Regions from separate parts of the Mus musculus genome. Here regions 1, 2, 3, 4, 5 and 6 are each linked to region 7. The links are chromatin loops, found by intact Hi-C in ENCODE. Cell type or tissue: left cerebral cortex. All regions are shown on one strand.

Evidence for each region. Hi-C counts contacts between places; a loop is a spot of excess contacts. Peaks named below come from ENCODE experiments on the same cell type or tissue, not always from the same donor. Only the 100,000 strongest peaks of a DNase experiment are listed, where the experiment ranks them.
Region 1: a loop joins it to region 7, with 2.4 times the contacts of the local background. A loop is called at or near these places in 2 of 42 quality-filtered maps.
Region 2: a loop joins it to region 7, with 4 times the contacts of the local background. A loop is called at or near these places in 2 of 42 quality-filtered maps.
Region 3: a loop joins it to region 7, with 14 times the contacts of the local background. A loop is called at or near these places in 4 of 42 quality-filtered maps.
Region 4: a loop joins it to region 7, with 2.5 times the contacts of the local background. A loop is called at or near these places in 3 of 42 quality-filtered maps.
Region 5: a loop joins it to region 7, with 3 times the contacts of the local background. A loop is called at or near these places in 3 of 42 quality-filtered maps.
Region 6: a loop joins it to region 7, with 6 times the contacts of the local background. A loop is called at or near these places in 3 of 42 quality-filtered maps.

The regions. Positions count from the first base shown.
Region 1 is chr2:7,253,761-7,257,760 of GRCm38, reverse strand. It overlaps a transcript of Celf2 not described here. Among named protein-coding and RNA genes, the nearest start is that of 5031426D15Rik, 330 kb to the right of the region's middle. In left cerebral cortex, no CTCF peak of the experiment used is centred here; DNase peaks (open chromatin) are centred at 1,547 and 2,150; H3K27ac peaks cover 3,391 bases.
Region 2 is chr2:7,436,920-7,440,919 of GRCm38, reverse strand. No RefSeq gene overlaps it. Among named protein-coding and RNA genes, the nearest start is that of 5031426D15Rik, 510 kb to the right of the region's middle. In left cerebral cortex, no CTCF peak of the experiment used is centred here; DNase peaks (open chromatin) are centred at 1,850 and 2,311; H3K27ac peaks cover 2,595 bases.
Region 3 is chr2:7,392,663-7,396,662 of GRCm38, reverse strand. It overlaps a transcript of Celf2 not described here. Among named protein-coding and RNA genes, the nearest start is that of 5031426D15Rik, 470 kb to the right of the region's middle. In left cerebral cortex, no CTCF peak of the experiment used is centred here; DNase peaks (open chromatin) are centred at 1,530, 2,258, 2,885, 3,965 and 1 more place; H3K4me3 peaks cover 3,983 bases; H3K27ac peaks cover 4,000 bases.
Region 4 is chr2:8,020,739-8,024,738 of GRCm38, reverse strand. No RefSeq gene overlaps it. Among named protein-coding and RNA genes, the nearest start is that of Gm30904, 320 kb to the left of the region's middle. In left cerebral cortex, no CTCF peak of the experiment used is centred here; DNase peaks (open chromatin) are centred at 1,213 and 2,455; H3K27ac peaks cover 2,406 bases.
Region 5 is chr2:8,010,780-8,014,779 of GRCm38, reverse strand. No RefSeq gene overlaps it. Among named protein-coding and RNA genes, the nearest start is that of Gm30904, 330 kb to the left of the region's middle. In left cerebral cortex, no CTCF peak of the experiment used is centred here; DNase peaks (open chromatin) are centred at 1,728 and 2,445; H3K27ac peaks cover 2,463 bases.
Region 6 is chr2:7,734,106-7,738,105 of GRCm38, reverse strand. No RefSeq gene overlaps it. Among named protein-coding and RNA genes, the nearest start is that of Gm30904, 610 kb to the left of the region's middle. In left cerebral cortex, a CTCF peak has its summit at 1,576; DNase peaks (open chromatin) are centred at 1,585, 2,646 and 3,597; H3K27ac peaks cover 2,048 bases.
Region 7 is chr2:7,527,613-7,531,612 of GRCm38, reverse strand. No RefSeq gene overlaps it. Among named protein-coding and RNA genes, the nearest start is that of 5031426D15Rik, 600 kb to the right of the region's middle. In left cerebral cortex, no CTCF peak of the experiment used is centred here; DNase peaks (open chromatin) are centred at 220, 903, 1,755 and 3,245; H3K27ac peaks cover 3,845 bases.

The DNA.
Region 1 (4,000 bases), 270 kb after region 7:
ACTATCTGAATGAAATCACAGAAATGTAACTCAGTGTTACAAATAGCTCCCTACTTACATTCAATAATCAATCAATAATCAATGAATTTCCAGCTCTCCTAGTCTCTCCTCAACTTAATGAGTACTTCTTGGGTAAGCCCATCTAGCTTCACACTAGGACTAAGTAAATGGTGTGACTATTTTTAAAAGATTATTCTCTCTCTCTCTCTCTCTCTCTCTCTCTCTCTCTCTCTCTGTGTGTGTGTGTGTGTGTGTGTGTGTGTGTGTGTGTGTGTGTGTGTGTGTATGTGTGTGTGTGATATCTGTATGGAGACCATGTCTTCTGAAACTGGAGTTACAAGAGATTGTGAGTTGCCCAGCAGGGACAATGGGACTAGAACTCTGGTCCTTTGGAAGAACAGAAAGTTCTCTTAACCACTGAGCCATCTCTATAGCCCCAGGGTAAGATTTAAGGAAAGTCCCAGAGCTTCTACCTTGTCACAGGTCTCCCTCGCTTGTCCCTAATTCCTTGAAAAAAGAGCAAAGAGTCTTAACAAGAACAAAATCTAACTAGAAAAACCTATCATTAAAATCCCTTGAGATTTTTTTGGAAAATATAGCAGAGGTAGCCAAGTGACCCCTTAAATCAACACACTTAATGTTCTAAATGTTAACTCATCTGGAAATGAGGATTGCATGAAATGTGACCTATGACGACAGGGGTACTGGTCTAAACCAGCCAGGATGCACAGCATTCTTCTTACAGATGTACTCTCTGTAAGGGACTGAGTTCTTCCCTTCTGGTTGATAAACCATTCTTGTAGCATTCCTCTGCCATCTTCCTGTCAGGGCAGCCTCACTAATCTACTATAGGTACTTACTTTTCAGGTCACAGAGCTAAGTCCAGAGAAGAAAATTACAATCTAAATATCACATAGACTCTGTTAGTCACAATCAAATCTAGAACCCGGTAATTTTCTTTACAATTCAGTGAATACTGTGCTTTGCTGACATCTGCTCTGTCCTTTTCAATTTGTGCCTTGAGTGTCAAACCAGGATGCTATAAAATAGCATCTATCACCAAAATAGGGTAGAAGGCTAGAATGAAAAAAGGATTGATGCAGAGTACCCATTTCCATACCCACGGAAAACAGCTAAGGACTGTTTCCTTCATCAAGAATAAAGATCCCATCCAGGTGTGGTGGCGCAAGCCTTTAATCCCAGCACTCAGGAGGCAGAGGCAGGTGGATTTCTGAGTTCGAGGCCAGCCTGGTCTACAAAGTGAATTCCAGGACAGCCAGGGCTATACAGAGAAACCCTGTCTCTAAAAAAAACCAAAAAACAAACAAACAAAAAAAAGAATAAAGATGCCGTGTATCATTGTCCACACACTCCCCTTTCCAGATATGGTATGAACTAGAAGTGTGGGGCTGAGATAGACAAGGCAAACTTTTCTGGGACCAGCTTGAACCATTTTAATGGAATAAATAGATGTGTCTTGCAGAGTAGCAGAAAACTGGCTTTCAGTCTCTTGTAAGGAACAGATGGGAGGTAGGAGTTGAGAACACTATTCTGAGACTGTAGCCATCATATCTGATTCTTTGGTTTTAGCCAAATCACCCAACTGGCTTGTGACTCAGTTGTTCCCATCTGTCAGTGTGTGAAAATAATGGCTTCACCATCTTCTGCACCTCCTAGACTCAAAGGTGGGCTTTGAGAAGCAATAAATGAATCCCTTAAGATATTCTGTATTGATTCAAAACCACTCAGGATACCAAAGATGCATTAATCACTATGGTTAAAGGAAAATTAGCTTTAACCTTTGGGATCAGTGAGTATCCAGGGCCCCTTCTAAATGTAAATATTATTTTCAAAAGGACAATTGATCTGGAACCCATTCCTATGGATCAATGTATTTTGCTGTGCATTGTATCAATTAAGATAACTAGTTCAGCCTGAACCACCCTTTGACAATTTGATCAAAACTACAAAAGGAAATAACACAATGAGCCTTGTTATTCTCCAGTTAGTTAAACAAGAGCTATCAATACAAATATGCTACTAGCTTGATAGAGTGTGTACAATGTGCAGCATCTCTCGTTAGACCTGTATCTATAAGCATCCCTCATTAGTCCTGAATCTATAAGCTGTGTGTGCTTTCAAAGCTGAAAATGTTCTTCCTACAGAAGCACAGATCTTCACGTCCTCTACTCCTTAACATTTCTTTAAAATAATGCCAACTTCCCTCCTCCTCAAGTTTTCATTCTAAAATGTAAAATACATGTGAACATCACTTCATTCTGTGAGTGGCTTTGGAAAGTTTATATAAATTACAATTTGACGGTGGTATTCTGTTTTAGAAGTCACACTTTTTGATGGTTCATTTAAAATGATAATGCCTTCAAGTTGTTTTTGCTAATGCAAAAGAACTTTTGTTTAAAAAAATCTTAAATTTATCTTTAGACAGGCTTCTTGTTGGAAATTTGAAGAAAGTCATTTTTGTTTGATGCAATTCTACTTAATTTACAGAAAACTATTCTTTCATGCTAATGAAAGCTCTTTCTGTAGGATGTGAAAGATCCAATAATAGATTCTTAAAGGTCATTAAAAATAGTCACACTTGTAATATGGAAGGCATAAAGTAAACGTGTTAGTGGCTCTGCCTCAGACCATGTTTTGTGGTTAAGAGGGCAGTTGAGAAACGAGAGTTGGGTAGTGATGACTGAGTCTGAAATAGACATTTTCACAAATCAGCGTTCTACGATGTCTGGAAGTCAGATGACCAAAAGGGACCTTAAGACATAATTGCTTTTCCTTTCCTTTCTAGCCAAGTAGAGACAGAGCAGTCAGGTTGGAATAGGGTCTTCAGACATGCTTCCATGATCTAGCTATGGTGTGAGTTGAAAAGAGGAAAGTTGGAGACATCACCTCTAGTGGGCCAGCTCAGGTTTGTTACTTATTCTTTTTGTTCTCTGAGATCCTCTAGAAATGAGAGGCTAACTGTGATGGCATGCAGAGACATTGCCAGACTCATAAAAGCAACCACAACTCTGCATCTCATTTTGACACAACAACACTGATTAGAGCATCCGTCAGCAGATGTCTAGCAGAACTGACCTCAAGTTGCACATATCAAGAGAACACACCCAAACCAGCGTTTCCTACCCTTACTTCCTCCACTAAAGTTACTTCGAGGAGACTGCATACCGCTGCCTCATCCCATTCAGGTTCCTCACTTATAAGTTATGAGATGGCATCTCAGATTAATTTATCTCGACATTAAGCTACAGAAGTGGCACCATGTTGCTTCAGTGATGTCTTTCTGACCCCAAAGTCACACGAAAGTACAGTTGTAATACGCCCTAACAAAACATAACTAAGACCATTTTGATTTACCACTAGCATTCCTAAAACTCCAGCTTGATTGAAAAGCTCATTCCCTGCAAGTCAATGTCATCTCTGCCCTTGTCTAACTCGATTTCTTGGTTTAGTTATAGATTAATAAGTGAGTCCAAAGACACATGAGACCTGCTAATTATATCTACACACTCAGTCTCTTTCTCTCTCTCTCCCTCTCTCTCTCTCTCTCATACACACACACACACCACTAGATGGATAGATAGATAGATAGATAGATAGATAGATAGATAGATAGATAGATAGATAGATAGATAGATAAATAGATAGATAGAGATAGAGATATATATGATATAGATATATGAAATATGTTTTTCACCTTTCTGTTGTATAATTAACTTAGGAAATCTGTTTGTCGATGGCAAACTGGACAATCCATCATGAGTAGGGAGAGAGGGGGCATGGGATTCTTTATTCAATTTGACATTAGTAAAATTACACATGACTCCAAGAACATCTAGTCTCTTGATCTAATATGTAGTCAATATTATGGGAAAGAAGACAGGACAAGTGAACCCAAAGGTAAAGACACATGCTACCATGCTGCCAAGTGTCTTCGTGACTTAATTCAGTCCTTGGACTCACATGACAGGAAGACAGAAAT
Region 2 (4,000 bases), 91 kb after region 7:
GCCTCCTGGCAGAGGATGAAGGCCCAAAACAGGACTTGTCCCAGAAGCTGTTAGCTTCTGTAGTCCACACTCTCACCGGTGGAGTCAGGGATCCAAGATGTCTCCCGCAGATGCTCAGGCAAAGCCCTCCTGGGCCAGAAGGACACTTATCCTCTGGCAGGGAAGGTGGCCGGGTGTCTGGAGCCCAAAAAGGGGGCTGCCTCAGATGCTCTGTCCCTTTTTTTCTTTTCAACATTAGAATCAAACTATTTTGATTCTGCTTCCAATTCTGTTATTTAAAGTACAGCTATTTAAGTGGTATGCATGTATTTTGATATTTATACATGGAAATTCCTCCTTGTGTACTTACCAAATGTTACAAAAGAAAGACAGGGGCTAAAAATGTTCCTGATTGTTAAAATCAGTTGAGATGTGTCCCCTTGTAAGTAAGGAAATGAACTTGAGAAAATCTCAGAAGCCTTTCAAAGATTCACATTTGGGATCTTCATTTTCTACTTAAGAGTTTACAAGAATTCGTTTTTCTATAATCACAGTTGTAAGGTTCTCTGTCTTCCACCACTGTGCAATAAAGGTAGGTGTGCATTAAATGACTAGCATAAGGCCCACAGAGGGAGTGAAGGCAAAAGTCCTAATTTTTTGTACTATTTTTCTAATCAAAAGCTCTCAGACATATATTACTGAACTAACCTGTTGGAGGAGAAGCCTAAAAACAAAGAAAAAGGGAGGGGACATTATTTTCCCAATGAAAGCTGTACAACTGGCCACATAATGACCTTTTAAATTTAATATGGTAAGGCACTCATAACTTCAGTGTAGTATTAGTATGTAAGCCATCTTCCATGTGGTTCCTTACAGAGAGAGCCTTCTTGTTCCTTCCCCTTGGATCTTCTAGTATTGTATGTGATTGTTTTTGCAGCTTTTAGTTGATGCCACTGGGGAAAATAAAGTGCTTTTGCTTCTTGTAAAAGAAACACTTGATCCTAAAAGTCTAATGAGAAGACTTAGTGAGGATGAGGGCTAGATTCACAAATCCCAATGTCAGGGAGAGAGAGGTCATATCTTTTTTAATTGACAACTACAACTTTAGAGGTGGAATGGCCAAAACATTGAAATGCAGTGGGTCAACCTTCTTTTCTAGTCTCATATTTGACTTTGCTGATTTGCTAAGACTGTATTCTATTTCTGTGGAATCACTATTGATCTTGTGAAGATGCTGTCCCTGCATCATGATACGCATACTCACTTATAAAAGAAAAATGTGCAAATGGGAGAGAAATTTGATGTGCAGAAGCAGAATGTTAATGGCTAAGAGCAGATACAAAGGGAGTCCATCCTACTTGGCTGCAAGAACATATTTACATCTGATACCATTAAGTTCCTAAAAATGATAACTGGGTTATCACATGACAATGCATACCTAGTGTGCACGTGTGTGTGTGAGAGAGAGAGAGAGAGAGAGAGAGAGACAGAGAGAGAGAGAGAGACAGAGAGGCAAACCATAGTGTGTGCATGCATGCACATGTAGGTGTGGGTGTGTATGTTCTTCCTTTACAACCCCACAAACTTTTATCTATCACAAACCCAGAGGAACTACATCACTCTGGCCATTTCTACCTGGGGCATTTGTGATTAAAGATTGCTGATCCATTTGGCAGAGAACTGATTTTGTCTGTTCCAGTATATAGACATATTTCAGGGCTGACCCAGCTTATGCATGCTGACATGGAAATGTATGGCAGATATGACAGATGTGTCCCTCTCATGCCTCATGGAAATGCTAGTGATGTTGGCAGCAGGAACATAAGACGGTGGCAGGCACCAGATTTTCCGTTTTCTTTTCGCCCCCATGCCTGTACTTTGTTCCTCTTTTAGAAGCAGCGTGATGTCAGTCACATTTAAATCAGATGAAAACCTGAATTTTTCATATTAATTAAAGTTCAGTGGATTCCTTATAAAGAATACATGAAAAGATCAGCAGCGAGGGGCGTGGGGGACAGTCACATGGCTGGATCATCTGTAGATTAACTGTGATGGGGTTTAACTGCCTCGTGGGTTTTCTGGACTGATTCCAAATTTAGAAAGCAATTGACAAACAATGTTACTTTATCCTGCTGAAATTTTTTTCACCTTAAAGGAACATAAATGGATGGTAACGATGACTATTTCTAGTGAGTGGAGGTGTAGACAGATTCTTGTGTGTGTGTTTACTGAGATGCCAATGAAGTAACACAATTTTGCCTGTGTAGGTTCACACACACACATACACAAAAATGGGGACTGGAGAGACAACTCAATGGTTAAAATCACTTGCTGTTCTAGAAGAGAATCTGGGTTCTGTACTGTGCAGCCAAACTCTGCAGCTCACAGCCTCCTTTAACACCAGATCTTTGGGCCTCTCCGAGGACCTGCACACATGTGAATGTATATACATACATGAAAGTACTTACATATACGTATGAAGTAATACAGAACATATCTTTAAAAATTACCTAACAAAGCCATTCTGCCTCTGGCAGAATAAGATAGGAAGCATCTTGAGGCTTCAGCTGAAGACGCTCTTCCAAATGTGGCAGGTGCCTGTCATTGACAGCTTCATGCTTGGATTACAGCCTTCCCGTCCATGTTCTTAGACATCACCAAGTGACCCATCACTGCCAAATGTTCTTCCTGGGAGCAGGGGTGGGATTTAAGCAAAGCTGTCATTTTTCTGATACGGTCAGAATGACAAACCAATGTTTGTCCCACCAAAATTCACCTTGGAGAACCAAGAAATTTATTAGGCAGTTATATGGAGGAGTTATATGCAGCCACAGTAAAAACCTCCTCACTCTGTGTAGACGATGGCTTCTCAGCGTCTGCATAGGTGGACTCCCGCTCAATTAACCTCTCAAGGTTCGTAGAATTTAACCCCTATCTAAGACCTACTGGGCCACACGTAATTAGGGAACAATTGCAAAAAGGTCTGGGAGGAGTGGTTGCGAACTTAAGGGTGCAGTCACATTCACCACCCATTGTTCTGGGAGGCAATGCCAACAGTTCAGAGGTTACATCATGATACTCTTGCAAGAATACATAGATGACCTCCTGAAGGTAGAGGAAGTTTATTTCAGGGAGTAGTGTTGTAGAACACCATTCAGTCCTTTCAAGTTCAATTACTGAACCAAGTCAAATTTAAACTTACTAAGAGAGGTTTGTTTCCAAGTATGATTTGGCAAACAAATGAAATCGACTGTGGCCAGTGAGATGCTCAAAAGGTAAAGGCATTGGGCACAATATCTAAAGTCCTGGGTTACTCTGAAGGACTCATATGATAGAATATAATAGAAGAAGAGAACTAGCTTCTTTGAGTTGTCCTCTGGCCCTCCAGTCATATGCTATGCATGCATGTGTGCCCCCACATATAAGCATACATACATACACAATACATACATACACAATAAACAAGTATATAAATGTACTATTCTAGTTTCATTTTTGTTGTGATAAAACACTGTGACCAAAATCAGCTTAGGAGAGTAAATAGATCATTGTACATTACAACAACCAAGCAAAGACAGGCCAGGCACTGAGGCTAAACCATAGAGGGAGGCTGCTTATTGACTTGCTATCAAGGTTTTATTCAGTTAGTTTTTGGAAAAAAAATCAGATTGGTTCATTTGTATAGCTGTTTTGTCGCCATGCATGTATATGAACCATATGAAAGTCTGGTGTTTTTGGAACTCAGAAGGTATTGGATTGCCTGGAAAGAGTTAAAGATGGTTGTGAACCATGATGGTTCATACATACTGGAAACTAAACCCAGAACCTCTGAAAGAGTGAGCACTCTTAACTACTGAACGATTTCTCTAGCCATGTTAGCTTTCCTTTCATCCCTGGACAATCTGCCCACTGCTTACAGTAGAATGGGCCCTCCCACATCATTTACAGATCAAGATTATCTCCCACAGTGTGCCCAGAAGTGAATTCTTGATTGAGATCCCTACTTCCTTGATGAATATAG
Region 3 (4,000 bases), 130 kb after region 7:
TTAGAAGTTTCTGGTGCTTTTAGAAACTTGGTTCTAGGCAGGCTTTCGCACCAAGTATCTCAACACTGCAAGCTCAAAAACGAAAGAAAGTCAAAAAGTCCAAGAAGGAATGGGAGCGCTTATAATTTTGACATGTCTTCTGCTGTGTTTAGTAATGTGCTCATGTTTGTGCTGTAAAGGAAAAGATGGGAGACAGTGTTTTAGAGAGGGGAAGAGGGGACAGCAAGGAATACAAAAGATGGCACAAGATAAAAAAATATTAGTAAAGATATAGTTGCAATAAATAACGTTATAAAGTGGGGTAAGAAAGCAAAGCATACTGTAAGCAAAGCCCCAACTCTGTGTGCTCAGCTCCATGGTAAGGAATGGCATGGGAGTGCCCGGAAAGGAGCTGCAGAACACCTTCCCGGTGGTGGTGGTGGTGATGCTCACTTGAGAGGACAAGTGAGACCCAAACAGCAGACAGAATGGTCCCAGCATGCTGGCTGCCTTTTTGTGTTTGAACAGTGGCGGTCAGTCCCAGCCTTGCAGGTAATGGAACCCAGCGGGAAGAAGGGGCGGTACCCAGCGGTGCAGCCTGAACTGAGAGCAAATTTAAATTACTGAGTTTTTTTTTTTTCCCTTTTTTTTTTTTTAATTTTTCTACTCTCTGCGACAAACTGAAAAGATTCCAGCACGCTAATTTAACCACCCTGCTTCTTCTTCTCTACCTCCCCCCTCCCTTGTCTCCCTGCTTCCAGGATAATTAAAAGAGAAACCTGTAAAAGCAACATTCCCGTGAGCGAGTTGGTGCTGCAACGTGCTGGTAAGAAAATGAATTTAATTTTTAATCTTTTTTTTCTTTTTTTGGATTTTCCTTTAAAAAAAAAAGCTGAAGGCTTTGTCTCTCTAATGCTGTCATAAGCGTGGCTTCCCTGCTGTGAGGGGTTAGCCTGTAATGAAAAGGTATAATTGCCTGATGTATGACCTCCGCGCCATGCTTATAACAAGGAATAACGGCATCCCTATGCACCCTGATGATGCTTCTCTCTGCAAACTGACTATTCGATGCCCAGCTGCAGCAAGACTGAGATTGCTCCGCTCTGTCAAGGAGCTGTTTGGTTGTTTGGGGTTGGAGTTTCAGTGTCCTCTCAGAAGTCTTGACTTCCTCAAAGTTGCTGCCTGACAGGTGTTATCATGTATTCTAATAGGACCGGTCCCCATCATAACGTTTTGATGTTTACTTCTTAAACAGGAAATACAAGGATTAAACTTCTTTTGTTTATGGAACAGTATAATTATCACAGACTTCTGTAGTCCAGATAATGAAAGACTGGAGCGAGTGCTCTGTAGAGTGATTTTAATCCCTCTTTATCTGTGACTAGTTAGGGGTTCATTAGACAGTCGTGGAGGAGAGCCTCTATCGTTTGGAGACCTTAAACTTGAGATGCCAACTTGCTTCTTTGAAAGGACAATTTTTAATTCAATCCAATTAAACTCAACAAGTATTTCTCCACACTCTGACTGGAACTGCTTGGGGAGTGCCAGTACCTGTTACTCAGGGACAGGGGAGAAAATGAAACACAGTGTAAATGTCCAGAGGCAGGCTTCTCTCCCGCGTCTAGAACGGGCTTCTTACGATGTTCCTGTGTGCTGACTGTTCGCTGTAGATGAGAGTTCAAGGTTAGCTCTCCGTAGACCATAGCACATCCCTTCTTTAGGTGCATGTGCAGTTTGCTTCTGCTAATTAGTACCTGTCGTCTGTACACTTTAGATTGTAGGCTAATACTGTAGAGAAAAAAAACTGGAAATATTATCACCATTGTCATTACTATCAAACACTATGCATGTCATTTAAAAGTACATCTCAATGTAGGAAGTTTTGATCTTATGCAGATTTGAGTGTCAGAAACAGGAAGGAAGGCACATGGAAATGCTTAGACTTTCTGAGGCTGGCTTAGATCTGGGTCAAGAAACTTAGAAGTGAGGACTTTAAAACTTGCTCTTAAATACATATAAAAACATCGAGGAATATAATTTGCTATCCTCTTCTGTGCTTATAAGCTATGATAGATTTTACTTAGTTTTAAGAAGAAAATGGATTAGCAGAAATAGAATGGGAAGTTTTCAGAAGCAGTAGTTAACAGCTGTCTACCAAGGCCTCTGCTAAAGACTATGTCTCCTGTGGCTGTTTGAAGGTTGTTACCTTTGCATCTTAGAGAGAGTGGGACAGTGCGTCCACTGTTCTCTGAAGCCATTCTGTCTAATTGTGTCATCTCTACATTTAACAGCGCTGAACTTTGCCGCCCTTGGGTCTTCACCAATGCCCCCAGAACCACTTGAAATGTCTAAAAGACTTCAGAACATTAGGAAATGTCAACTGCTAAAATAATGTCTGCCTCTTTACAACGGGAGAAAACGCTGTGGATTTAATAGTTCATTTTTTAAAAATCTGCTCCACACCAGTAACTGTCTGTTAGCAATGTTTCAGTAAGAATTGGAATAATGTGTTGCCCAGTAACAAGTAACCAACTCCATAGTGACTGCATAGAATCAGTGATCTGTGTTCCTTAATTATGAAAAAGGTAAATTCTCCTTAAATGTTCAAATGTTCAAAGTCAGGGTCTTCTTTTTCACAAACTTCTAATTGAATGAACAAATGAAAATGAAGATCAGTAGAGCTCTCCAGAATTTTATTTCTGGCACAAAATAAGAATAGGATTAGATAAGCTGAGCCTCTCCCCTTAACAAGATTTGGAGCACGCAAAGGTCTTCTGTGTGAAAGCTGCCTTCCTCTCTTACTGAACACCATGTAAAACCAGGGCTTTCACTGTGCGACTTTGTCCCTGAACTAGTAACCAACTGATGATTCTGTAGACTTTGGCAACTGAAGGATGCCTCCCTCATTAATAAAACATTGAACAACACTGAAGTCACATTTGCCCTACCCACTTTTCCAGCACATAAGGAACCATCAGTGGCCCCAATTTCCGATCCCTAAACATAGCTGTTAGAGGGTCTTTTATGCTCTCCCTGCTGAAGGGCTGTGACATGACAGTTTCCGAGTTGAAGCTCTTACACAGTATCCCTGCATGTATCATTAGCCCTTGCGGCATGTGGGAATACTTTACACCTTATAATTGCACAGGTGTTGAAGTAGAAAATATCGGATGAAGAGAATGCACATTGTGACTTTTCACACCAACATACAGACGAAATTATCAACATGCCAGAGTGAAAATATAAAGCCCGTACGAAAGCCATAAGAATTATGTCTTACAGATAGGATGAGATGTTTGCAGGATTTATTGTTAAGGATGGACATAGTATCAACCAAACAAGCAGTATGTTCAAATCTGGGAGGCAGGACGGGGGTCAAAAAATTAAAAAGCTGCACCTTGATTGTCAAAATAATTCTGATGTATTGTAAGTTTACCTAGGAAACTAGTAAAGATAATTCAATTGATTAGCCTCGATTAACTTAGTATTGTGTCAAGTGATAAGGAAATTAGGGTTCTCACCTCACTTCCCATATTTGCTTGGGTTATTTTTCTATGTGCATGTATTTCCATTCTCTCTCTCTCTCTTTCGTATGTATATTTGTATTTAAATTGTCAATACAGGTTGACTTCAAACCTGTGTTTACTGGGTATAAAAGAGAAACAAGAAAAGAGATAAGAGACATAGATAAAAATGTAAGGAAACGTGAAACCTCATCTCTACTCCTCCCATTGGTTTTATTGTTTAATTTCCTGAGTCTGTCTCCTCAACTTTAAAAAGAGAGAAGGAATTATTCCATTCAAATAGTGTAGTTGGTTTACTTTATCCATGATGCAAATGAGTAACTCCTGTGAAAAGAAAAAAGCAGGTATGGTAGATTTTTTGTGTCAATGGTCCAAATAAGGAGAGCTGTGAGTGAGTCAATTATAGATCCTGATAGTCACTTCTGCACTGCATTGGTGCAGGCTGGCACCTATCTCTTGGTTTAGATCCTTCCATGCTGACACTGGAATATCCCACA
Region 4 (4,000 bases), 490 kb before region 7:
GGTATTTTGTTCCTTATTCTAAGGAGGAATGAAGTATCCACACATTGGTCTTCCTTCTTACCGGAAGATCCAGCAATACCCAGAAGATGTTCCAACAGTTACTAAGGACACATGCTCCACTATATTCATAGCAGCCTTATTTATAATAGCCAGAAGCTGGATAGAACCCAGATGTCCCTCAACAGAGGAATGGATACAGAAAATGTGGTACATTTACACAATGGAGTACTACTCAGCTGTTAAAAACAATGAATTTATGAAATTCTTGGGCAAATGGATGTATCTGGAGGATATCATCCTGTGTGAGGTAACACAATCACAAAAGAAGTCACTTGATACGTACTCACTGATAAGTGGATATTAGCCCAGAAACTTAGAACACCCAAGATACAATTTGCAAAACACAAGAAAATCAAGAAGAGGGAAGACCAAGGTGTGGATACTTCTACATCTTCATCTTAAAGCTACTAGAATACTGGCTTCAAGACAGGTAGGAATAGGGTATTAAAGCTCACATCCACAGTGACGGCCACACCTCCTCCAACAAGGCCACACCTCCTCCAACAAGGCCACACCTCCTAACAGTGCCACTCCCTGGCCTAAGCATATACAAACTATTACAATGCCCAAACATTTAATAGGAACTATGCAAAGGTGCTAGTTCTGTCTTTATTTCCTCCCAAGTAGAAATGGATCTGACGAACTACACTTGCGAATATCACATCTATGCATTTCTCCTCTTGTTTTCTGTAGTTGCTGTCTTAATCCAGACAGAGAACTTAGCTTCACTAGCTACCACCTTGACACCACAACAGCCCATCCACAGACACGTTAAGAATATTCTAATCAAGCTGAACTTTGTACGAAGCAAATATAGCTATGTTTTGTTCCTCCTTGGCTTTAATTAATTTATAAATAATGTTTGTATTTCTTTATTCCGTGTATGTGTGTGTGTGTGTATGTGTGTGCATCACATTGTTTATGTAGAGGCTCTAGGAAAATTTTGGGGAGTCTGTTTCCTGTTCCAAATTCACAATTTGTTTTTGAGGCAGTCTCTCTTATTATAGCTGTCGCTACCCTGGGTACTTTGAACTAGATGTATTGGGATCTGCAGCCTGGTTATTCTGTCTCCACATTCCTTCTCTGTGTGAGATTACAGATTCACAACACTACCCACAACATTGATGTGGTGTCTGGTTTCCGGAGATGGAGTACACTGCCATGCTTGCCCAGTAAGAACTTCTTACCTACTGAGCTATTCTCTAAGACTTTAGTTCACGTTTAAATATATTCATTGTTGGGTTAGAACTGCATTTCCTGTGCCACTTATTCCAACTCCACACCGTATTTTGTTCATGTGTTTTGCTTTGCTTAGAAAATGAATTCTCCCTGCTTGGGCTTTGTAATTTTAATATGCATTTAAAGTTAGCTCAGATTCTCTAAAGAAACCTTGTGGGTACTCCCAAGGCTGAATTCTGCTCTTTGAAAAAGAGAAGAAAGGAAGGAAGAAAGGAAGGGAGGGAGGGAGGGAGGGAGGGAGGGAGGGAGGGAGGGAGAGAGGGAGGAAGGAAGGAAGGAAGGAAGGAAGGAAGGAAGGAAGGAAGGAAGGAAGGAAGGAAGGAAGGACTTACTGTGAAGAACAAGAACATTTTGAAGGAAGCATCTGCTCCTGAAGCAATTTTAATTTCTCAAGCTCTTTCACACTGTAGGGACTGTGACTTGAAAGAAGAGATGATGGCAGAATGAATGAATGAACTTGGTACCCTTCTATCATGGCCTTAGCAAACTAGTACACACGTTATCATCTGTCTTTCGTTATTGCTTAGGGGCTGCTAGGTATTCCAATAGTAATGAGTCTGGCCCCTGTCCATTCTTTCATTAAAATAAACACAGGCTTCCAGCCAAACCTGACTTTAATCTTTAAAATCTCTGCCTTCAGACTAAACTTTTGCCCTCTCTCCAAGCCAGAAAAAAACTTCAATCATCTTGCTTTTATTTTGAGGAAGGATCGTTTCTCATATGTAAAGATTTCCAAAGTGCAAGGATCTTATTAAAAATTAGGTCATAGACTTAAATGGGAATTTACTAAAAAAGAAATCCCTGGATGCTGTTATCCCATTTTTGCAATCAGAAATTAGTTCTGTTGGATGCATAGCAGACTGATACCTGTTCTGTGTCTAATGATCTGAAGGGACACTAAGGGTAAAGCGTGTTAGTTTGTGTGCCACATACATCTAATGAGGAAAAGCTGCACACACCCAAACCACACATCCCGTCACTTCAGATTAATTTAAACTCTATTCAAACTGCACAAAAATCCTGCCTTCACGGAAACATTTTCACATCTGAAGTCAAAGCTATTTCTTGCAAGCTCAATCTTTATTAAATATATCTGATTTATGTTCTGCAGGCTTGAAAAAGGTCAAATTAATTTCATCGTAGTTTCTCTTCGCACTGGCATCTGTTCTTCAGCATGGCGCTGCTGTTATGAGTAAGGCTTCCCCCCAAGTAACAACATGGTGTCTTAAATTATATTCAGAGTCGTAAAAGATTCCAGATCACCCTAATCAGCTTCTTGGCTCTGGTAGGCTGCATATGCACCCTTTTAAAATTTTGTTCTAATATGTCTTTATAATTCAAAGGCTTGTACATGCAAAGTTGATTTGCAAGGAAGAAATTCATAGAAAAGCACAGGAAACCATATATTCATTACAGAGATAAAGAAATGGCAAGGACAAGATGCTCATAGCATATGTAGAAAACTAGTGACTCTGCACCATCCCTTTACAGTTGCCTGTAACTGTTTACTGTCACCCACCAGTTTTGCCTAAAATCCTTGTATTTTTTTTTTAAATGAATAAAAAACCAAATGATACTAATGGGAAGAAAACCACAGAAGGAGAGGATTGCAAAGTTGGGAACATCACCCATGAACTCAGACATGATGATGGAGAGGTCAGAAAGGATAAGTAGGTCATAGGGAATTGGAGGAGGGCCATAAAGAAGAATTAGCTCACACTGTATTCTGAATAATTTTGTTATTCTCAATGGCTTTTCTATTAGAGTTTTGCCATCTTTGCATTATATTTTTCTGCTAGCTATTTCATCCATGTATGTAAATATATAAATAATGTAAATAAACTTCCTCATCTTTTTTAGCAGTTTCTTCACCATCTTACAAATGTTTTAGAGCTTCTGTCTTGTTCTGCTTTTTTTAGGCAATTGCTTTTGTGTTGTTTTAAGATTACCTTTGGGAATATGTTCAAATTTAGTATTTTCTTCATAATCTTTTATCATGACTATTTGTCTATTTCTATGTTTGTGTTGTAAGTGTAGATGCCATTGTGTATAGTGTCAGAATAATTCGCAGGAGTCAAGACTCTCTATCCACTACGATCTTCATGGGGCTTAAATCCTAGTCACCAGTAAGGCCTGATTACAAGTGTCCTTACTCACTAAGCCTCATTGTAACCCTTTGTCTTTGTTTAAATATACTATCTAAAACAGCAAAAAAGATAAACGATAGTTGTGGGAAGCCACATGTGCCGCTGCAGAGTGGCGCTGACTACTGCTGGCCACCACGCATAAGTTTGGACAAACAACCAATGTGTACATATGCAGTAAAGTTTTTTTCAAAGATACTGCCTGGCCCGGGCATGATAATGAGGCTTTGAGAGTATAACCAATCAGATGTGAGACATGCAAATGAGGTATGATAATGAGGCTCTGTGAGGTACAGAGAGAGAGAGTAGCCAATCAGATGAGGAACATGCAAATGAGGCTTAGTGCATAACCAATCCGGGTGTGAGACACGCCTCTCCTAGGCCTATATAAGCAGCACCAGTTCTGGGCTCGGGGTCTCTGTGCCTCTGCAATCAAGCTCTCCCAATAAATGTGTGCAGAAGGATCCTGTTGCAGCGTCGTTACTGCTGGCCAGTCCAGCGCGTGCAAGAGATAGTATTAACTGTAGATATTTATTTCTTGTTCCTAACTAATAAAT
Region 5 (4,000 bases), 480 kb before region 7:
CAAAATGACAAGCAAAACAAACAATCACCAAGTGATCTTTACATTTTGGATTACGCAATGAGCACATAGTCCTCTGTAAATGCCTACCTACAAACTATGTGGTTTTCACCCATTGTTTTTTAAGGATTAATTTTTTCCTGAAAACAGATGAGATTAGGTTTGAGAATTTACTGAGGGTTAGGCACAAAACACAGGTAGAGTAAATCTATATCATGGTGGTACCCTCACCATCTCACACAGGTATTCAACAAAGGTTACAAAGGCAGAGACCTCTCATTTCTTTCTCAAAATCTAAACAGAATTATTGCTGCATTCTGTGCATATTTGCCCAACAAATGCAACCACATGGACTCTTGCTTATTCCCTTTAATATACAAGAGTTAATAGCCATGGCTAATGGGACACCAAACCAATAAAAGGAATGAATGAAACATGTCAACCATTTTTCAAATGAGAACATGTCAGTAAGTGAGCAATTAATATTGTAAAATGCCGTGTTAGACAGGGGCTTTAAAGTCTAATTGTTATTCATTTCCAAATACCAACATTTAAGAAAGCCTCATTTTTATTTTTTTTATTTTTTATTTTTTTAAAATATTTTATTACATATTTTCCTCAATTACATTTCCAATGCTATCCCAAAAGTCCCCTCTAGAGCTCTTGACTCTAGTTGCATATGTATCAAAAGATGGCCTAGTCGGCCATCGCTGGAAAGAGAGGCCCATTGGACATTTTTTTTTTAATCATGATCTTGCTTCAAGTTACCTCTTAACAGAGTTTATTCTTTGCAACAAGTTGAAAACACATTTTCAGACTTGGGTTTTTGTTAATTTCTTTGTTTTTTTTTTATTTCAGTTGATTACATATATATATATATATATATATATATGTATACACACACATATGTATGTATATATATATAATATGTATATATGGGGTGAGGAGGAGGTATGGGATGTGGAACAGTCAGAGGGTGGACAGGGGGAGGGGGAATAAAATCTGGAGTGTAATAAATAAATATATATAACAGACAATGATACAATGAGTCGTGTTTCATAAAATTCTGTCAGTGACATTGTGTCATGGCCTCTTTATTTATTAGTATGAACCATTCTGTATCCTTAGACAAATCAAATCAAAGCATAAAAGCAGTGAGCAGGCTTCCCAGCTAACATGTCTCACAGGGAACAGTTCAACTCGGCCAAGACTGTATGGTCACAGCCTTTAAAGCAATGAGAAATACGCCTTCAGGAGTTAAAGGTGATACCTAGGGATGCTTTCAGCATAGTTTGTCCTTTCAGTAGGCTCCTTTTGTGTGATGTGTGTTTGCTTATTTCTGAAGACAGACGAGAATTAGGTTGAAATTCTTCTGTGACTGTGATGTTCCCATTTTCCTAAAGTCTACTTGAAGTGTTGATTGCAGAGGTCTGATAATCCCTTCTGTTATTTTGTTTTCTAAAAAAAAAAAAAAAAAAAAAAATAGGAAGCTGTCTGCATTCCTCTAACATGTACTCAAAGTCTCCTTTTCCTTCTAAGCACATGTTGGCAACTTTGTCACTTTTGGTTTTTTTCTTCACTATGTAGAGGTTAACACGAGGTTGACTCTTGAAGAGCCTGTGATCAACCTGTAACCATGTAAAAATAATGACTGGAGGCCTTTTGATCTAAAGTTCTCAAAGTGCCTGCAAGAACTGCTCCGCATTTCTGTTCTCCAGCGATCCAGATGCTGCGTGGGCTTCAGAAAGTGCAGGCAGTGACTCATAGGGGAGTGCGAGAGAGCAATCTTAAAGTTCCTTTTAAAGGACATTTTAAAATGAAGGTATAATTTGTATCCATAGAAATGCACTCATATTAAGTATGGCATTTGATTAGTTGTGACAAAAGCGTGTACTTGTGGAACCCACACACTTCCCAAGGTGTCCATTAATCCCATCACTCTGGAGAGCTCCCCTGGGCGCATTTCTAGCCAAATGGGACCCCCTTCCAGGCAAGCACTTTCCTAACGTATGTAATCACAGAGGTTTTTGGTCTTAGTTCAAATTCCAAACAAATGGACTAATAATATCTGTGTCCATGATTCTTGCGTTTCTTTTGACACAGCAGAACCCATTTTCTGATTCGTCACTGTGGTTTTGTATGCTAAAAGGTGCACTGGGTGCTGCTGGACAACAGTCACCTGTCCCCAAGTTTTCATGTCTCCTTCTGTGCTACATTTATATTTAACACCAATAAATCCTATGACATTATGTTTTCTTTCTGTTATTTGTTCCTGTTTCCTCTCTAAGATTCCTCCCTGAGAGAACTGAAGACTTACTCTTACTTTTTTAAAAGCATTTTACATAGCATCTTCTACTGACTTAAGCTTTTGAAATAATTATGCATTTTCAAGATGTCACCAAAAAAAAGTAAGTGTGACTGTTCTCCAGCTTTCTACAATCAGATTATCTTGCCCAGCTGTAGTGGTGGTGAATACATCTGAATAATACACGGAATTTATCCATAATTCTTCCAGACCACTTGTATTGATTTGTGTAGGTGTGAATCCTGGAGAAATCGACACATACAGAGATAGGGTTAATCTGGTGCACTCAGTGTGTAATGTTGTTCCCACAAAGATTCTTTGTACCAACCCTTAACTAACCTTCACAATTCCTGCCTCTCTTTGGCCTGACCCTTAGTGATCATAGCTGTATTCTCAATCTCTGTAATTTCTCACTTCAATGATTTTGTACGAATTAAGTGAAATGGTACAAAGAATTTTTTAGTTTTACTTTTAAATGTGATTTAATCATTTAATATCTACCTATACTGCTATGTTGTCAAGAGTCAAACTGGGCAGTGTTCCAAAGCATGTGACAGCCCATTTATCCATTCATTCACAGAATATACTTTTTCACCTCTTGTCTCCTGAAATCTCTTCTGTCTGTTTTCTTTGCTTAATATTTCACAAATTTTCTCTGCATGTTCTCTGTTTTATGATAAGGTTTTTAAATTCTTGGTAGGAAGGAATAATAGCCGGAGATGACCCTTTCCAGTTTGGTTACAAATACAAATGACTCTATTGTTTTGTTTTATTTTTGTTTTTTGTTTTTCCTTATACCCTTCTTGGTAATTTTCCTGATTTCTCTGCAGATAATAAGTTGCCATTTTTAATGCATTATGGTTTCAAACTATCCGTAGTTTCAGTTCTTCACAGCTAAGTGTGATCTGAAAATATACTCCAATTCACTATTTTCAGAAAGCGCCCAAGAAAGTTAAGTAACACTGCTTTTTACAATAGCAAGTTATTAAGGTTTGATTAATTTAAATTGTTACATTTTTGTCTCTCATTGCACTTACTTGAAAAATTAAACCTAATCCCAGATTAGGAATACATAGTATAAATGGAGTTCATTACTATCCACCTTACTCCAAGATTAAGAGTCTTGAAATTTCCCCTGTTCACATACAATAGGACTTTGTATTGTACTTTCTGCAAGCATCATAGCACAAACAGGCATTGTACTGACTTTATGTTAGTCAGTGGCCTTCTAAAGAAGTTAAAAATCTATAAGCTGCTCAGCCTCAGCAGCAGCGGTCGCCATCTGGGTTCCGGGACTCCGCGGGACCTAGGAAATTAGTCTGAACAGGTTAGAGGGTGCGCCAGAGAACCGGACAGCTTCTGGGACAGGCAGAAGCACAAAGCCGCTGAGGCAGCACCCTTGGCGGGCCGCAGACAGCCGGCCACCGTCTGGACCAGAGGACAGGTGTCCGCCTGGCTTGGGAGGCGGCCTCAGCCTCAACAGCAGCGGTCGCCATCTTGGTTCCAGGACTCCCTGGAACTTAGGAATTTAGTCTGCACAGGTGAGAGTCTGCACCACAGAAGCTGACAGCTTCTGGGAACTGCCAAAGCAACACAGCTTCTGAGAGAGGCCCTGTTTTGGGCCTCCTTCTTCGACCAGGAGGAGGTCCAAAAACAAGATATCTGCGCACCTTCCCTGTAAGAGAGCTTGCCAGCAGA
Region 6 (4,000 bases), 210 kb before region 7:
CCATATAAACTCTGGATAGCCTAGAGTTTTGGGTTTTTGAGCCATTCTATTATTCTCCCCTTGAGTTGATTTAACTTCACCAATGGGGCTGACTATATTTTGAATTTTCAACATCAAAGGCTATTTCTGTTTTTACCACTTAAAGCTTCTAACAACAAACCAATTGAAGTTCATCAAAACCAAAAAACAACCAAACAACAACAACAATAAAATGAGTCAACCAAATTAATTAAAATTAATCTACTTTTTTGATCCATTGTGTCTTCACTGTCCGCTCACATATTACTCAGTTAACAAGGTATACCAGTTTCCTTTGTTGCTGTTCAATGTTCAGAAATGGTTCTAATGAAAAAGGTTTCAAAGGTACACTGAAAAGAGTTTTAAGACTTAGGTTGATAAGTAGCAGACAGATGCATGTTAGCGATGCTCAGAATGAGAGGGTTAAGTAGAAGTCTTAGGATCAGCTAAGACCTTCCAAATCAAAGACCATCTACTCACTAGACAGTATGAATACAGCTCAAAATTCACTTGATAGATTTGAGCTGCCTTCCAAAGATCTGCAGTTTTTGTTTTAAAATGTACGTGCTGCTACATTAAAGCATGCATTCAATAAATGTATAGTCTTGTCTCTGTCATTAGTATGCAAATATGAGGGGTTTTTGTACTTTTATACACTTGTTGGATTATAGATTATCTAAATTCTTACTTAATTATCAAAGTGGTCAAACTTTAATTGAACAATCAGAAAATCTGCTTGTTCTCTGAAGTTTTGTTCCCAAGATCAATCACAAAGTCTATATCATAAAAAGATATGCTAAATAAATTGTCACATATATCTAATATATAATTATGATAGACTAACACCCTGAGTCAGTGACTGTTTGTTAGTATTTATTAGTTAATATTCATTGGTGAATATGAGAATCAGTTCATAAGCACACATATCATGGTCCCATTTATATATTTATAGAGCCATATTGACAATGGTGCAATTTCAATATCTCTGAAATGAAGGAATTTATATAAATTGTACTTCCTCTTTACATTTGCTTCATTGTTTATCTTTGCAATATTCCTGGAGAGTTCTTGAATTCATATTAAGAAGCTGAATAAATGTTAGTAAAATACAGTTGACTACAGTAGGTTATCAGCATAAATGTAGAATATAATCCCCTGATTATGTAAATGAATATGCTATCTCTAGGTACTGCACAGCTTCTTCCATTTATCTATACTCCAAATAAAAATCCCATTTCATTCAAATATTGGGGCATTCTAATCTTAAAAGAGTGGAGTGTGAGGACTGCAAATATTCATTTTACCTTTGTGATGAGTGCCTTCTAGTCTCAATTTAAAAAAAAAATAAAAACCAATGTAGTCATTTTGCAAAGGAGTGTGATACATCGATGGAAAAAATCTGATGCTCAGTATAGCAATCTCTCAGTTCTTTTTATTTATTGGTCCTAATAGGCAACTAATCTTTAAAGAGATTTCCCTTCAGTTCCCCACATGACAATATGAACAGTTTTATTTCTTCCCTACAAATGTTGTCAAGAAGCTGCATGACTAAGGCACTTGAATCCAGGTGGGGGAGCCCTTTACAGTTTCAAAGTGGAAGAGTTTAGCAGTTCAGTCCTGACTACTTGAAATAATACATTCCCAACTTAGAGTGCCAAAAAGCTATGGTTAATTATTCTCATGGTGATGATAATCACATCGCTTATGATTCTTAAAGGCACCAAGGAAGACAAAAGTTGTACCAATAGGACTCACAAAAATGGAGGCAATATTAAGTGAAAGTAAAAATGTACAAGAGGGTCACATTATGTTAGATCCTTGAACATAGGGGAAGCCATCAGTCCTACCACCTTCCCTATTCCTAAGGTGTTACCAGCTTCTTAATTATAATAAAATTTTACCCATTCCTTACCTGTCTAGAATGTATCCAAGAAAAATATTAATAACATTTCTAAGGAAATAAAAATTACAATTGTAATTGTGTTTTTAAGTAAATCTTCAGATAATTTACAGGAAGCTAATAAAAGCTACAGAGAAAACATATTTATGGGTATATATCATTCACACTTTCAAGTATATAAACTTCTTTCCTGCTTTCCTAAAAAAAGGGGAATCTTGGCTTATAGTACATCAAAAATGGTAACACAAGTCAAATTATTTAGATTATACTATTAATCCATATATCAAGGATTTGATAAGTCAGTAAGAACTATTTTAAATTTTTGTTACATATTTTTGGATTGTAAACAATTATGTGATCAAAGAATTATTATATTTTATTATAGTATGGTTTGCCTGCAAAAATACTTTGTCTTGGAATCAAAATCACAGAGATAATGCATTTAATAACCTAAAAGAAACTATGGGTTATATTATCAAAATTGAAAGACTTGGGACTAAGGAAATGACTAGTTGGTAAAGTGCTTGCCTTTAAGCATGGAGGGTTGGTTGGATTCTAAGCAGTAGTGTGAGAGAGCTTAGCCTAGCATAGCGGCTTATCATCCAGCAATGGGAAGGTGGACACAGGGATGGCTAAATTTACAAGCCTGCCCATGCAACCAAAGTCAGTAAGTAAATCTGTCTCAAAGTAGTGGGATGCACATAAGAAATAACACAGAGGTTGTCTACTAGTCTCCACACGCCCATGCTCAGATGTATGTGAATTTGTTCACACATGTGTATCTCTGAACATATATAGACATAAACACACATGCATGCATGAAAATCTTATTATTTTTTTTCTTGTTTCTATGAGGTGTTGCTTAAGGATGTGGGTATGCTAGGAATTCATATTTAGAGGGATGCAGTTATGTAAAAGTTATAGAGAGTTTCTCTAGTCAGTTTATGTTACTATAACAAAGCATCATAGACCAAGAGAATTAATGGGATAGAGATTATTTCTCATAGCTGGGACTACAGGTCTGACATTAGGGTGCCTGTGCAGTTGGGTTCTTAGTAAGAGTTGCTGCTGTGTTAAAGGATGTTGGATGCTTCTTGTTTCTTTTGTGCTCTGAGCATAAATAGCAAAGTTTTTATTTTGCCTTTTACCAGGGTAGCAATTCCCCTCAAGAGGACTCTAGCTTCATGACCTTTTTAACTCCCAAGAGCCTATCTCCAGAAAGCATCACGCTGGGGATTAGCATGTAAGTATGATGGGAGCAAAGACTTAGAGCTGACAGCCTCCTTTGCTTCATTTAAAATTTTTCTTTTTAGAATTAGGAAAGAAATGGATGCACAACTTAGCAAGAACTTGCCGCTTCAAATACGCACATATAACTTTTAATGTACACAGATGGAGTTACAGGTGCCAGAATCCCTGCTCAGGATAACTGTAGGAAGCTGTGTATACTGTTGCTGGGGTGGGGGTGGGTGGGGGGAGCTTCCCCTTTGTTATGCTAGTGGCAGGGACTTTATCCCATTTACCCAGAAGCCTCTAGGCAACTGCAAATAATGCCAAGGGACCATGCTGCCATATGGCTGTTATGCAGTCCTTTCTGAAGGTGTCACCCAAAGGGGTTCTCTGAGGACTTACAGCCACGTGCAGATTGCTTCCCCCCCTCTCGCTGCCTGCTTCTTTCCTCCCCCGCATACCACCCGCCTTCCTCTCTTCCCTCAAATGTTCTGTAGCTGTCAAGTTTCTTTTATAGAAATAAGTGAAATTATAATGAGACAAGAGATAGACGTGCCAGAGATGAATAGAAAGACTTTATGGAATTGCTGCTGTATCTGAAAGCCTTAAAGAGGAGGCAGGAGGGCGGATAATGGCTGTCACCCTGCACAGGAAGCACTCCCCTGGCACATTTGACTTTCAAAACTGCTTCTGATCCGTTCATAGGAAGTTGGTGCTGTATTAAACTGCATCGTACAGAACTACACTGTAGAGGCAGGGAAAAGTCAAGACCCTGGAATTCTCTTCTGAAAAACCTCATCTGAGAGCCAGAGCTTCTCATTTGGAAAGGCTACCTTGTGGCATCTTCCTAGA
Region 7 (4,000 bases):
TTTATTATCCCTGGTCTGCTTTGTAATTTTGGAAACAGATATAAAGAATGAGCAACCCAAAGCACAGTAATATAGTGGGAAGCATCCTTCATAAGTCAATTGAGGAATTTAATAATCTCTTTAGAAATAAGCTCTGCAGCTATGAGAAAAATGTGTGGGTTAAAGGCCTTCCAATTAAGAAAGGTTTCTCTGTGGATTTATAGGCTGGTGGTTCACTCTTCCTGTTCGTGTTTCCATAGCAACTGTCAGGTAGATTTTCTGCTACTTGCTAGGAAGTTGGAAATGTTGAGTCTGGTTGAGCCTTTTCAATTCAGTGAAGCTTAAATGAAATTCTTTGCAAGGAACTGGCATTTAGCCTGGGTCATTTATTCATATCTAGAAGGAAAAAAATCAATTATAGTAATCAAATGTGCAAATTTTTTATTGGTATTATTTTGGGTACATATTTTGTGCTGTAATCTATTTTTAATGCCAGGGTGCTAAAGGTTTTAAGGCTGCAGCTGGCCTCTTTGCTTTCTGATGGCTTGTGGCTTTAATTACAGCCCAAGACATAGGAAGGCATGCCTTTTTTTGGTCTATTTTTTTGCAAGCTATAATCACCCCTGGTGATATTCAGAAGCGCACGAGGATCCAGAAGGCTCATTAGTTTGAGACACCTATACTGCACAAAACACTGTGTACAACCTTTTATTCTTTTTATTTTTCTTGTTCCATTGGTTATTTGGATTAAAGCCTGGGGATATAAATAATGTAGATGCTATTATTTAAACTTCTTGTGAGTACAGTGTCTTCGTTTTCCCTTCAGATTAAACCCAGTTGGGCGTCACTCTCTGTGGTTAATTTCAACCCACATTGACTGATGCCTGACAGCTCCACGTAGGATGGTCTCCTTTAATCCTTGAAAAGGGAAAAGAAAAGAAAGAAAGAAATATCAAGCCTGTAGGAGGGCAAAGGGAGGAGCGCTTTATGTAACATCCAACATGTGCCACACAAAGGACAGACATCTGAGGGCCATTACTCAATGTGTCTTTTTGTTAGCCTCTTTGCTCACTGGCGCACAAACATCAGTTTCTACAGAAAATAAGGTGCAGTCTTTACCTCACAGGGTCCTGGGGTTTTGTCTGCCATCTTCTCTGTGAACGCTTCCTCTGTCATTTACAAACGTGCCTTCAGAGAGATATTTCAGAGCCTTTCGTTCTGTCCCTATTCTTTTCTCTTGTCATTTATATGGCACACTTCTATCTATTATGTTGACAGTTCATAATGCTATAATTGACTATTGGTAATAATACAAGGAAAGGCAGGGAAAGAGTATGGCAGAGACAGAAACAGGAAGACAGACAGAGAGAGAGAGAGAGAGAGAGAGAGAGAGAGAGAGAGATTTTAATTCAAAGTTGAAATGTTCTTTTTTTTTTTTTTTTTTTTTTTTTTCCTCCTCTATGGTCTAGAAACTGTGCTTTCTTCTGTTAAGCTAAATAAAAACTTTCTCAGGAGAGCAATTGAAGTCGAAGGAAGCTCAGCCTTCAGTCGCTCTGCTAGGAAGTGGAAATGAAGTTGCTCAGCCCCGTTCTCAACTTTATTTACTCTAAAAGGTGGGCAATTTTCTCTTAGAATCAATTGTATTTGGAGCTGCGTGGCTCTCTCAGAGGAAGATGGATCTGTACTCAGGAGCAGAGAGAGGAGGAGGGCTCTGTTCAGGATCCTTGTGGCTGAGGGCTGAGAGATGAGCTGAGTTACAGAGAGGCACTACAGCATATGGATGTATAAACACAGAAATCGTCTGGCAAGACACAGACATGCTGACTCATGCTTTTGTCCATGAATAGCGAGTCACTATTGGGAAAGTAAGAAAGCTGGAAGTCCCCTCTCGGGAGCAGTAGGAGCTCACAGTGCCCAGAGGATCGAAGTCATGTCCTCCTCCTTGCCCACTCTGCCCCCATTTGTACATCAGGTGGGAACTCTCCTCCACTGGCTCTCCCACCAAAGCAGATGCCTAGCTGGGAATGGAACAGCATTTGAGGAAGACACCTATCCTACCCAAGGCTCCATGTTAGCTGAGTATGCTGTTAGTTAAGTAATTGTCCCTATAGTCTTAACTCTCTGATCCTTATGACCACTCTTGCGCAATGAACTCGAAGCTTCCTATTTGGCTCAAGCTCTATTCTTACAAACTTTTGCACTTAGAATAACAGAAAGCCACTGCCTCCTAATTAGCTTCACTGAGAGACACCCTTCTTAGGATTCTAGCAAATCCACCTTGAGGGTTTTTTTTTTTTTTTTTTTGATTTTTTTTGTTTTTTCATTTCTCTAAGGATTCTTTGGTACAGCAATGACATGGGTAGAATTGTATCTCTGTTGGGTCCCCATAGTCCCATGTTTCAAAAAGCTTAGGGAAAACACAAATTCTAGAGTTCCAACCCAGTCAAAGAAACATAGTGAAATTCTGTCTCAAAATAGAGCCACAACAAATATTATACATTTTTCTTTATCAAATACTATATTAAACACTAATGCAAAACTAATTTTCAAAAGCAGACCCTACAAAAATCAGGTATTCATGGATGTTTTTGTATTTTTGTAGACCACTTTTAAAATGCTTATCATTGTTTTTGCAGAATAGACTGGACTAAAACAGTTTTCATTTTACCTTTTCAGTGATTAAAGCTAGGTGTTTGCATAGAATGGAAATCCTTAAAATTTTATCCCATGGCATATGAATTTTGAGAAGCTATACTTTATGTTAAGATTATGCCCAGAATAAATCTATTGTCTTAAAAAAAAAAAAAGAATCAAATAGGCAGGAGCAATTCTGGTTCAGGAATTTTGACTGTGGGTTAGTAACCCTTTCCCTCTATTTGAGATTCTGTCTATCTACTGGAGGTGGTCTCTTTCCCCATTGTTGGGCATTTTAGCTAAGGTCATACACACACACACACACACACACATATCCAAGGAATCAGAAGATCAGCTATCTCAACTAACCCAGATCCCTGGGAGTTCCCAGAGACTGAGTCACAAACCAGACAGCATACATGGGCTGATCTGAGGCCCCTGTCACATATACAGCAGAGGTCTACCTGATCTGGCCTCAGTGGGAGAAGGTCACTTAATCCTTGAGAGCCTTGAGGCCCCAGGGAAGGAGGAGGCCTGGTAGTGGGGGAGCAACTTGCTTCTCTGAGGCAAGGGGGAGGAGGAATAAGATGAGGAACTGTGGCAGGTGGAGGGAGGGGAGCAGCTACTGGAATATAAATAAATAAAATAATTTAAATAAAAAAGAATAAACTAAAACTGTCTTTAGCTATATACATACAAAGCTCACTCTGAATGATTCACTTCCTCCATTAAGGCTCCCTCAGCACTCCATAAGTGCTGAAAGTACCATACCCTCCTTAAGTAGCAGCACTAGCAGCAGAAAGAGCAACTGGATACCAAGTATTTAAATACATGAAACTAAGGCCAACATTCATCATTCAAACCACAACAAAAACAAAGTAAACATAAGCAGCAACAACATAAACAGCAGATAAAATCATTAGATGCAAGTAAAATCTCAACAGGCGAGTCCAGCACTCAAAAACTGTTTGATAAATATTAGCTTACAGAATTGGCATTGTCAAATGTCTTCTGTTGTCACAAAGAGCTCAGAGCTGAAACCCTACAGACACCTGTTGAGATCTCTTCTCTGCCATGTGATCATAAGTAACCTTTAAAATTAATGGAACCTGCTTCTCGGTGGTAAAGCAAAGGAAGTCACACCGGGTTCCTATGCCATTACAGGGACATCTAGCATGTACTTCCTGCCTCCCTCTTTGCACTAGTGTTCTCTTCTGACTGATTAGCATGTTGATTCCTTAAATATCTTAATTATTCTTATGATAAACTTACTACTGTGGCTCTAACACATGTATACAATTTCCCCTATCTCACTATCAGGTTTTTCTTTTTTTCTGTAAAATGTTCTTTTCCTTTATTCAATTTTGAGGAAAATGATGTTTGTTGG